Regions from separate parts of the Homo sapiens genome. Here region 2 is linked to region 1. The links are chromatin contacts, found by Hi-C or POLR2A ChIA-PET in ENCODE. All regions are on one chromosome and are shown on one strand. The core of a region is the stretch at or near the end of the contact, and the rest is flanking DNA. Distances in the headings are between cores, read along the strand shown. Region 1 has its middle 26 kb from the start of IRX6. Region 2 holds the start of LPCAT2 (lysophosphatidylcholine acyltransferase 2).

Region 1 (4,393 bases), core at 1,089-3,588:
TTGTGTATTCTGTTTGTGCACCAGGACATTGGAATGGAAAGGCAAGAAATCACTGTTACCTCAACAAATAACTAATGTAAAAAGCAAAGGACGTCATTTGAGTTATTGAAGTTCAGAAGTATTTCAGGACACATTTACCAGTGAGTTAGGCATCCGCACTCTTGGGAAACAATGCCCAGGTAATTATTTTAAATGAGCATTAATTATGTCATTATTAGAAATGGGGAGAAAATGCAATTTCCTTCTGTCACTTCTTGATATCTTAACTAGAGGAATATTTGCCATGCTATTATAACAAGTCACTGTTCGCATAATGGTGCCCAGGCAATAATACAGAGACATGTACATTTTCATATGAATATATCATGCCTAACTAATGAGATTGCTCATTTCATAACTTCAGTTCCATTTTTATTATTTCATAAAACTGGAAGTCCTTATCCATTTTATGAAAAACACCAAACCTTTGTGAAATTCATTAAATAAGCATAAAAAATTCATTAAACAAGTGAATTGCATTCAGGGCTGCTTTGATGCAAATGCCCTTTAAGCAATGTAAAACTCCATATTGATTTAACCTTTCATGTTCTGATATTTCCATGTGGATATAAAAAAAATTCTTTATTCAGGGAATGAAATTAAGTGCTGATCCCTTGATCTCCGGCTGGGCAAGATAGATTGGTCAATTTAAGTAGCTGCTGCTGATCAGCAAACAACTGAATTTAAAAGTATTAAGCCATGTCGATATTTTAAGTATTGTCACCTGCACATCAAGCAAAGAGAAAAAATTATTATTCCAGCTCAATTAAGTTTGTGTTTGCTGTCAAGCTGACCTTGAAAGGGCTACCCCATTGGGCCATGGCTTCATGCCCTTGGAAGTTGACAAGGGCAACAGTGGCAAGATGTAAAACACCAACAATAGCCTGAATATTTTGAATTGTGAGGCCAGAACAGCCACAAAATAATTAGCCTGGAGACACCATCCCCTTGGGCTGTGCTCCCTCATTAGTGGGGGGCAGTCAGTGGAGTAGGCACTAGTTCAGAGGAGGGGAAAAGGGCTTGCCCTTCACCCAAGAAATGCTTCTGGGAACCCTCATTAGGTAAAGAGCACAAGGTGGGTTTCAGAGGACTCTAGAGCTGGATGGGCTCTTTGAGATCATCTAGCCACTCATTCATTCATTCATTCGTTCGTTCATCCAAAGTCTATGTGCTGAGTACTGTGGCTGGTACTGGAGAATAAAGTGTGAGTAACATAGCTATTGACCCAAGCCTCATAGAACTCAAAAATTATGAGCAGTTTTGCAGTGAAGAAGCTGATCTCTTTGAAAAAAAATCTGATCCATAGTGTTATATGCCTGAATCAAATCTCAGTTCTGTCATTTACTAATTGTGTTGTGTGGCCTTAGGCAAGTGATTTCGTCTCTCTGAGTGTCAGCTTCTTCAAATTTCTACTTCATGAAGCTGTTGGACCAACTCAATAAGATGTTATATATAAAAACCTCAGCAGAGCAGATGGCAAGCAGTTAAGTGCCTGATAAGTGGCCATCATGATCATCATCATCACTGCTGTGATTTCAATCTGACCTTCTCGTTTTACAGATAAAGAAACTGAAACTTGAAGACCTGAGGTCGCACCAAGACTGAGTAGCAGACTGGGACTCAGAGGACCCTTTCTCATGCCAACGGTGGCTACCACAGCCTCCCACGCTGCAAGCTTTGGATTTCAATGGACTCCTGACTCAGACTGGCTTGTGTGACTGTAAAGTTTACAAACCTGCCAGACTTCAGGTGAAACATGATCCAGGAGCCCGGTGATGTCATCCGGATTTCGTTACTTGCTGTTGATTTCTCTGCTCCATTTGCTTGGTAATGACTCCAACCTTAGCAAGTTTTTCCTCTTGCAGTCCCAAGACAGCTTTCAGTACTCATATGGTTTGGCTGTGTGACCCCCCAAATCTCATCTTGAATTGTAGCTCCAATAATTCCCCTTGTCAAGGGAGGGACTTGGTGTGAGTAATTGAATCATGGGAGCGTGTGTACTTCCCCTGCTGTTCTTGTGATAGGGAATAAGTCTCACGAGATCTGATGATTTTATAAAAGGCAGTTCCCCTGCACACGCTCTCTTGCCTGCTGCCATGTAAGATGTGCCTTTGCTCCTCCTTTGACTTCTGCTATGATTGTGAGGCCTCCCCAGCAATGTGGAACTGTGAGTCCATTAAACCTCTTTCCTTTATAAGTTACCCAGTCTCTGGTATGTATTTGCAGTATGAGAACAGACTAATATAAGTACCAAGGATACTTCCTGCTTCTTTGTGTGTGACCCAGAGAGCATTTCCAGACAAAGACCTGAAAACCAATATTATCAGGGCAGCTGAAGTCACACACCCACTCCTGAGCCAATAAATGGGGCTGGTACATGGAATGTGCTGATTGACTCAGCCTGGTCTCACTCACATTCCACCTTGGGTGAGTAGTATCATCAGCCTGCCCAGAATCACAAAAATCAGTGGCTACTGGGGAAGTGGGGGATGGTGGGACAATACATGCTTGAGATTTAACCATAAACATCCTCACACAAATTTAAAAGCCACACAACACTGGAGGGTAAGGATTCTATCATATCTGACTAGTATTTATAAAAACAACGACATGAGAAAGAGTTAAGTCAGGACTCTTAACAACATACACCACTGTGAGCTCCAACTGGGTGGAGACTACACTTATCCTATTCACCAGCATCTCCCCAGGGCCTGACACTGTGAATTTGGGGTCATTGGTGGTTATGAGTGTCAGACTACTTGGTAGGAGTCTGAATCCCAGCCCTACCTCTTATATGCATGAATTCTTATGTGAAGGAGGAATAATTCAGGATCTAGCCAAAGGGTGTGTGAGCATCCAATGAAGGAATATCTGTAAAGCACATAAAATAAGTCTAGCAAATAGGAATCATTCAAAGAATGCTATTCATTATTATTATTATCAACTGGTACTTCCCAGTCCCAATCTAAGCCTTCAGTGACATTTCCCATTAAACATATTCATAGAAGGAAAAATTGCTGGCTACAACATATCCCACAGTGTCTTGACTTTTTACCTGTATCATTGATGTCCTTCTTTTTAAGACCCAAAGCAAAAGCTACCTTCTCTGTGAACCCCTTCTTCATCCCCAGAGCTGGAAGCAATCTCCCTTTGCCCTCTATTCTCACAGATCTTTCTTTCCCTTTCTTTTGGAGTCCTTGTCAGATTGTATTGCCATTTCCCTCTTACTTTTCCTGAGACACTCAGATGTTTGTGACAATGTATTAAATTCTGCCTAGAGATCAGCCCCACAGTGGTATTTCAATAGAAGACTCAGAGCAACAAGTAAGGGACTCAATCTCTGGGAATTGGGATTGGCATCTAGATGTATCTAGATTTTGAGGATTCCTTTGGTTACAAGCTAAAACTCTGACTCAAACTAATTAGCAGAATGAGAATAATAGTATGGTTGTTGCAATGAGATGGTGACGTTACTGATGCCTACAGATTCAGAGAATGGTAAGTTATTGTAATATTTGTAATTGCAAAGGACTCAGAAATTTACTAAGATGCAACACTCAGCTGAAGATAACACAGCACAAACCCACTAGGGCCTGAAAGTTCCCCAGCTGTGGAGGATGCCATCTGCATGGAGGAAAGATTCGCCAGGTGTAAGAAGCTCTGTGTGCCTATTTTATGGAGGGTGGGGCCGGTGGTTAATACCCTGCTGGCTCCTGTCTTCCCTGACTCTTCTGCAGCCTCTGGTGACTTCCCTGCTCCCTCATACCAACACATTCGTGATTGAGAGATTGGGTGAGTTGCAGACTGATTTTCAAGGATCAAGACCTAGGAGGCCCAAGCTGCAGCCAAGCCTGAGGACCTTTCCTGAAATTGAGTTCTTACTAAGTGTTCAGCTGGAATAGCTCCATGAGACAGGTGCTATTATCCTCCCCATTCTACAGTAGAAGAAACTAAGACACAAAGGGCAGTGAAGTGAGTTGTTCTAGCACCAGAGTTAGTGACCGTATATATCTATGTGATTCCACAACCCAAACTCTCAATCTCTAACCTGTAGTGTGCCCTGTTGATTGCACATGATTGAAGGAAGGGTGAAACAGTTGAACAACTTGAGAGATCCAGGGGTCTATTCTCTTCACCTCAGACTTCTCATTGGCAGGTGGGGTTCATTTTCTCTCACTGCAAATGAGAAGCCTTCTTGGTAAGGAACATGTCTTAATTACAGCTTCTGCATTGCATATCTTGTGGTTCCATTCAGTGTCTGGTGCTGATAAACTTAGGTCAGGGAGACGGGACTCTGTAAGAACTGGGATGTCCCTGCTGGAGTGGGTGGAAGAGCTGATGGGAGGTATTGGTT
Region 2 (4,393 bases), core at 1,355-3,854, 210 kb after region 1:
TGTGGCATCTGTTCGAGGTTTGCTTCCTCTTTAAGTCTGTTTCTTCATTAGCAATCATATCAGTTTTAATGCTACTACTAACAATGAACAGTAACAATAATATCCCCCTCAATTAATAGAGTGCTTTCTATGTGCAAGGCACTTTTCACGTGTCACCTATTTTAACCTTTCCAACCACATAAATAAAAAAGGCCATTATTAGTTGAATCTTATTGATGAAGAGACTGATGGCTCAAGAGAAGTGATTTTTCCAGGGTCCCATAGCTATTAGGGACCTACAAGGCCAAAGGATAGCCTAGCAGAGGAGCTTTAGCTCTCAAACCAGAATCTCACCACCCTCCGCCACCCTCAAAAACACCCCCACCACCTTCAAAACCGCTCCTGCTACCCTCCACCACCCCCAAAACCACGCTGGGTAAACACAGCTAAGGGAGAAATACTGTGCTTGCTTCTAAACACAGCTGGTATTAATGGATAAGCTCCTTACTCCTTCCTACCAGTCTACCCACTCCTAATCTCCTACATAGAAATTCTGGAGCTACTGCTGAACAGAAATTGAAGGCCTGGGGTTTTTCTGAGGCCCTTTCTGGCTCCGATAGTCTGATTGATAGTATATATATTGCTTCTGGCCTCTTATGATGGGGCTGGTGAGGAAGGTGCGTAAGGAGTGAACTCTACAGGTGACCTCCTCAGTGAGCCTGATGTCATTGTTTCTATCTCTTTTTTCTGTTTTTGAGATGGAGTCTCACTCTGTCACCCAGGCTGGAGTGCAATGGCGCAATCTCGGCTCACTGTAACCTCTGCCTCCCAGGTTTAAGTGATTCTCCTGCCTCAGCCTCCCAAGTAGCTGGGATTACAGGTGCACGCCACCATACCCAGCTAATTTGTTTTGTATTTTGGTAGAGACAGGTATCACCGTGTTGCCCAGGCTGGTCTCGAACTCCTGAGATCAGGCAATCCACCCATCTCGGCCTCCCAAAGTGCTAGGATTATTGGTGTGAGCCACCACTCTCGGCCCCATCTTTTCTATCTTTTATCCTCCCATGGCCTGTCCCCTTGACTCAGATTCTTTTTGTTTCTTCTTCTTCTTTTTTTTTCTTTTTTGAGACAGTGTCTTTCTCTGTCACCCAGGCTGGAGTGCAATGGCATGATCATAGCTCACTGCAGACTTGATCTTCTGGGCTCAAGCAATCCTCCCACTTCAGCCTCCTGAGTAGCTGGGACTGCAGGCATGCAACAGCACAGCCAGCTAATTTTTAATTTTTTTTAGAGATGGTGGAGTCTCTCTTTGTTGCCCAGGCTGGTCTCGAACTCCTGGGCTCAAGGGATCCACCCTCCTCAGCCCCCAAAGTGCTAGGATTACAGGCGTGAGCCACTGCACCTGGCCTGGCTTAGGTTGTTGACAGTTGGAAAGACATCTTTCTGTGCAGGTATCTGGCTAAAGAGTCTCAAGGGTCTGCCAGTCCCAACTTGAAGACCCCCTAGACTGGGGAATCTTCTATCATGGCTGTAATGCACTGTTATTAATGTTCCCTGTTACACTGAGAGAAAAGTCAGTGGCTCCACAACATAATAATGCTTAAAACATGCCATTTCTTCAGTGTTTCTCTATGAACACTACACATGCATTATTTTATTTAATCCTTGCTACAATTCTATGGAGTTAGAATGAATCTCCCATTCCTAGACAAGGAAGCAAACTCAGGTTAAGTGACTGACTCAAGGCCACACATCTATGTGGTAGGGCTGGAAGATTCTGACATTCAGAGGGTAACTTTGGAGAACCCCAGGGCTCAGACTCAGATTTTCATCCTGGCCTTCCTACCTGCTGTGAGAAGAGTTGATCAGTTGGGATGAGTTGATTATCATCTCCTTCCTTTAACTCTCAGCCACTCAGGGTTGATCAACTGTCCTCAGATAATGGGACAAACCCCTGCCCTCCCACCCCCACGAGCACCCACATAGGTCCAAACAGGCTTGAACTTCCTCAGTGTGAAAGGGAGCCACAGCCCAATACATTTCCCTTTTCTGGGTCAGGTTCCTCATCTAGCGTGGAGGGCAACTGTAATTTTTGCCTTTTCTGGTAATAGTAGCTCAGTTTTCCTCTGGAGAACCATCTCTCCCCTGTCAGTCCATTATGTTTTGAGTGAAACAAATTCCACTCCTAGTGCCATCATGGGTGTATTAATATTAGCTCACTTAATGGAACAGCCCAGGGGAAGTGGTTGCTCAATGGCATTACTGGATCCAGGTTAGGATTATCTGAGAATACATTTATCTGCATTTTACGGAAGGCAACCGAGGTTCATAGAGATAGTGATTTGGCCAGCGTCACAGGCCCAGTAAAAGGGATTGAAAATCCAGGTCCGTCCGACCCTAAAGCAGGGAACTCTGCCTAGTGTCTCGCTGTGGAATGTTAGGGATCCTGGGGTACCCTTCAGGGTCTTGGCTCGGAAGGAAAACATTCCCCTCCGAGGGGATGGACTATATTACCAAGGGGGTGGAGCCAGATGCCTGAGGGGGTGTGGCCAGAGCCTGGGGCGTGTCACAGCCGAAGGGGCAGGGCGGCAGCAGCAGGCGTCTAAGTAACTTCAGCGCCTGCGCAGAGGCTCCCCAGCGTCGCCCTAGGCTGGGACTCTAGTAGGTCTTCGGCTCAGTTTTGGCTGCAGCGCCCGCGTAGATCGCTTCGGCCGGGTTCTACGCCCGGCTCAACTATGAGCCGGTGCGCCCAGGCGGCGGAAGTGGCGGCCACAGTGCCAGGTGCCGGCGTCGGGAACGTGGGGCTGCGGCCGCCCATGGTGCCCCGTCAGGCGTCCTTCTTCCCGCCGCCGGTGCCGAACCCCTTCGTGCAGCAGACGCAGATCGGCTCCGCGAGGCGGGTCCAGGTGAGGGGCGTGGGTCTGAGGGGAGAGGTGGTCTGAGGGGGGCCTAGGTCAGAGGGGGGTCCAGGTAAGGGGTGTGGGTCTGAGAGAGGAGGGCGGCCGAGGGGGGCGTGGGTCTGAGGGAGTGAGGTGGTCCGAGGCGGGCGAGAGTCTGAGGAGGGAGGTGGCCTGAAGGGGGCATGGGTCTGAGGAGGGAGGTGGCCCGAGGGGAGCCAGGGTCTGGGGCGGGTCCAGGTGACTGGTGTAGGTCTGACGGGGGAGGGCGGTCGAGGGGCGCGTGGGTCTGAGGGGCGTTGTGGGTCTGGGAAGCAAAGGCATCAGAGGAAGAAAGAGCAGTGGATCTGAGAGGAGAGGACTTCTGAGGGGCCGTGAGCCTGAAAGGGGCGGAGATGTGTGTCTGAGAATTGAGGACATTTAGAGGATGGTCTGAGCGGGCACGGGAGGAGAGAAGATGCTGGGAAGATGCGGGCCTGAGAGGAGAATCCAAAACAGGAAGAGACTGAGCTGGCTGGTGGCGCAGGCTACATTCCATGCCCCAGAAGGTTGAAGGAATCTGTGAATCTGTGACAGAAGCTTCAACTTGAGTTTATGAGAGTGTAGTGGGAGGCAGATCTACTACGGGAGAGTAGATTTGAAGAAGTCTTTTTTTTTTTTTTTTTGCCTTAGGAAGGAGAGGAGTCAGTATGGGATGGATAAGAGTGAGGCAGAAGGCAGAGAGCCTAGGTCTGTGGTTAGAACAACAGGTAAGGCTGGAAAGATTTAGCTGAGCAGGAGCATGATGGAGGGTGGGAAGTCAGAATCAAAGAAAAGGGACAACTGAGTCAGCTTAGGATGTTCAAGAAGTTTTGGTCCAGAATCAGTCTTCACCTAAAAACGTTTCCTAAGTTGAAGCATGAGAAGTAGTAGCCCAGGCTGTTTTCCATTGTTAAAAATGGCTATACTGTTATGCACAAAGGAAGTTTCCTTTCCTTTCCTTTTTCTTGTAAAGGGTTCCTTTTACCATTGGCAGTTGCACTCTTTGGACTTCCTCTTTGTTGAAGTTAGTGATCAGAGAACAAGATAGACCCTGCTAACCACATTTGTCCGTGTGTTCTGCGGGGGTTGGGGGGGTGGGGGAACAATTTTGAAGTTTTCATGTCCATCTCACACATTACTTTGGATTTGAAGCAGTATAATATTTGCAATCAGCTTGTATGCACTAAGACCATTGTCCTCTACAGTGGGGGAAGGTTAAGTGCAGAGCTAAACAACACAGGTGGTGGCTTGAGTAATGGTAGATGGGTGTCTGGTTGAAGAGGGGTGTGAGAGAGGAAGAAGATAAAGAATGTAGTAATACTGCTTTGTGAGGAAATTAAACGTTTAAAAATGTGATCCTCATGTCTTTAAATTAATAGATATTCTTTTTGTGTCTTCACATTCTGAAACATTTGTAAATACATAGACCATTGTTCAAGATTAAATTTAGTCTGATTTAATTAAATCATACTTAAATGAAAATATGCCCATCTATT

Evidence for each region. Hi-C counts contacts between places; a loop is a spot of excess contacts on that map. ChIA-PET counts read pairs that join two places held with the same protein, here RNA polymerase II (POLR2A).
Region 2: a loop to region 1 is called in a map of HCT116, with 3 times the contacts of the local background. The contact joins the promoter of LPCAT2 here to the enhancer-like site in region 1. A Hi-C loop is called at or near these places in 1 of 168 maps with a recorded cell type or tissue (HCT116). POLR2A ChIA-PET finds 5 or more read pairs at or near these places in 1 of 52 experiments (WTC11).

The regions. Positions count from the first base shown.
Region 1 is chr16:55,295,538-55,299,930 of GRCh38, forward strand. No RefSeq gene overlaps it. Among named protein-coding and RNA genes, the nearest start is that of IRX6, 26 kb to the right of the region's middle. RefSeq lists an enhancer at 1-1,311. Within about 2 kb of position 2,339, at least 3 of the 41 ENCODE cell types and tissues checked have a DNase peak (open chromatin) inside an H3K27ac peak, as active enhancers do.
Region 2 is chr16:55,506,468-55,510,860 of GRCh38, forward strand. LPCAT2 (lysophosphatidylcholine acyltransferase 2) reads left to right here and starts at 2,605. Exons shown (of 14, transcript NM_017839.5): 1 at 2,605-2,885. The coding sequence starts at 2,715. MMP2 (matrix metallopeptidase 2) reads left to right here. Exons shown (of 13, transcript NM_004530.6): 13 at 1-224.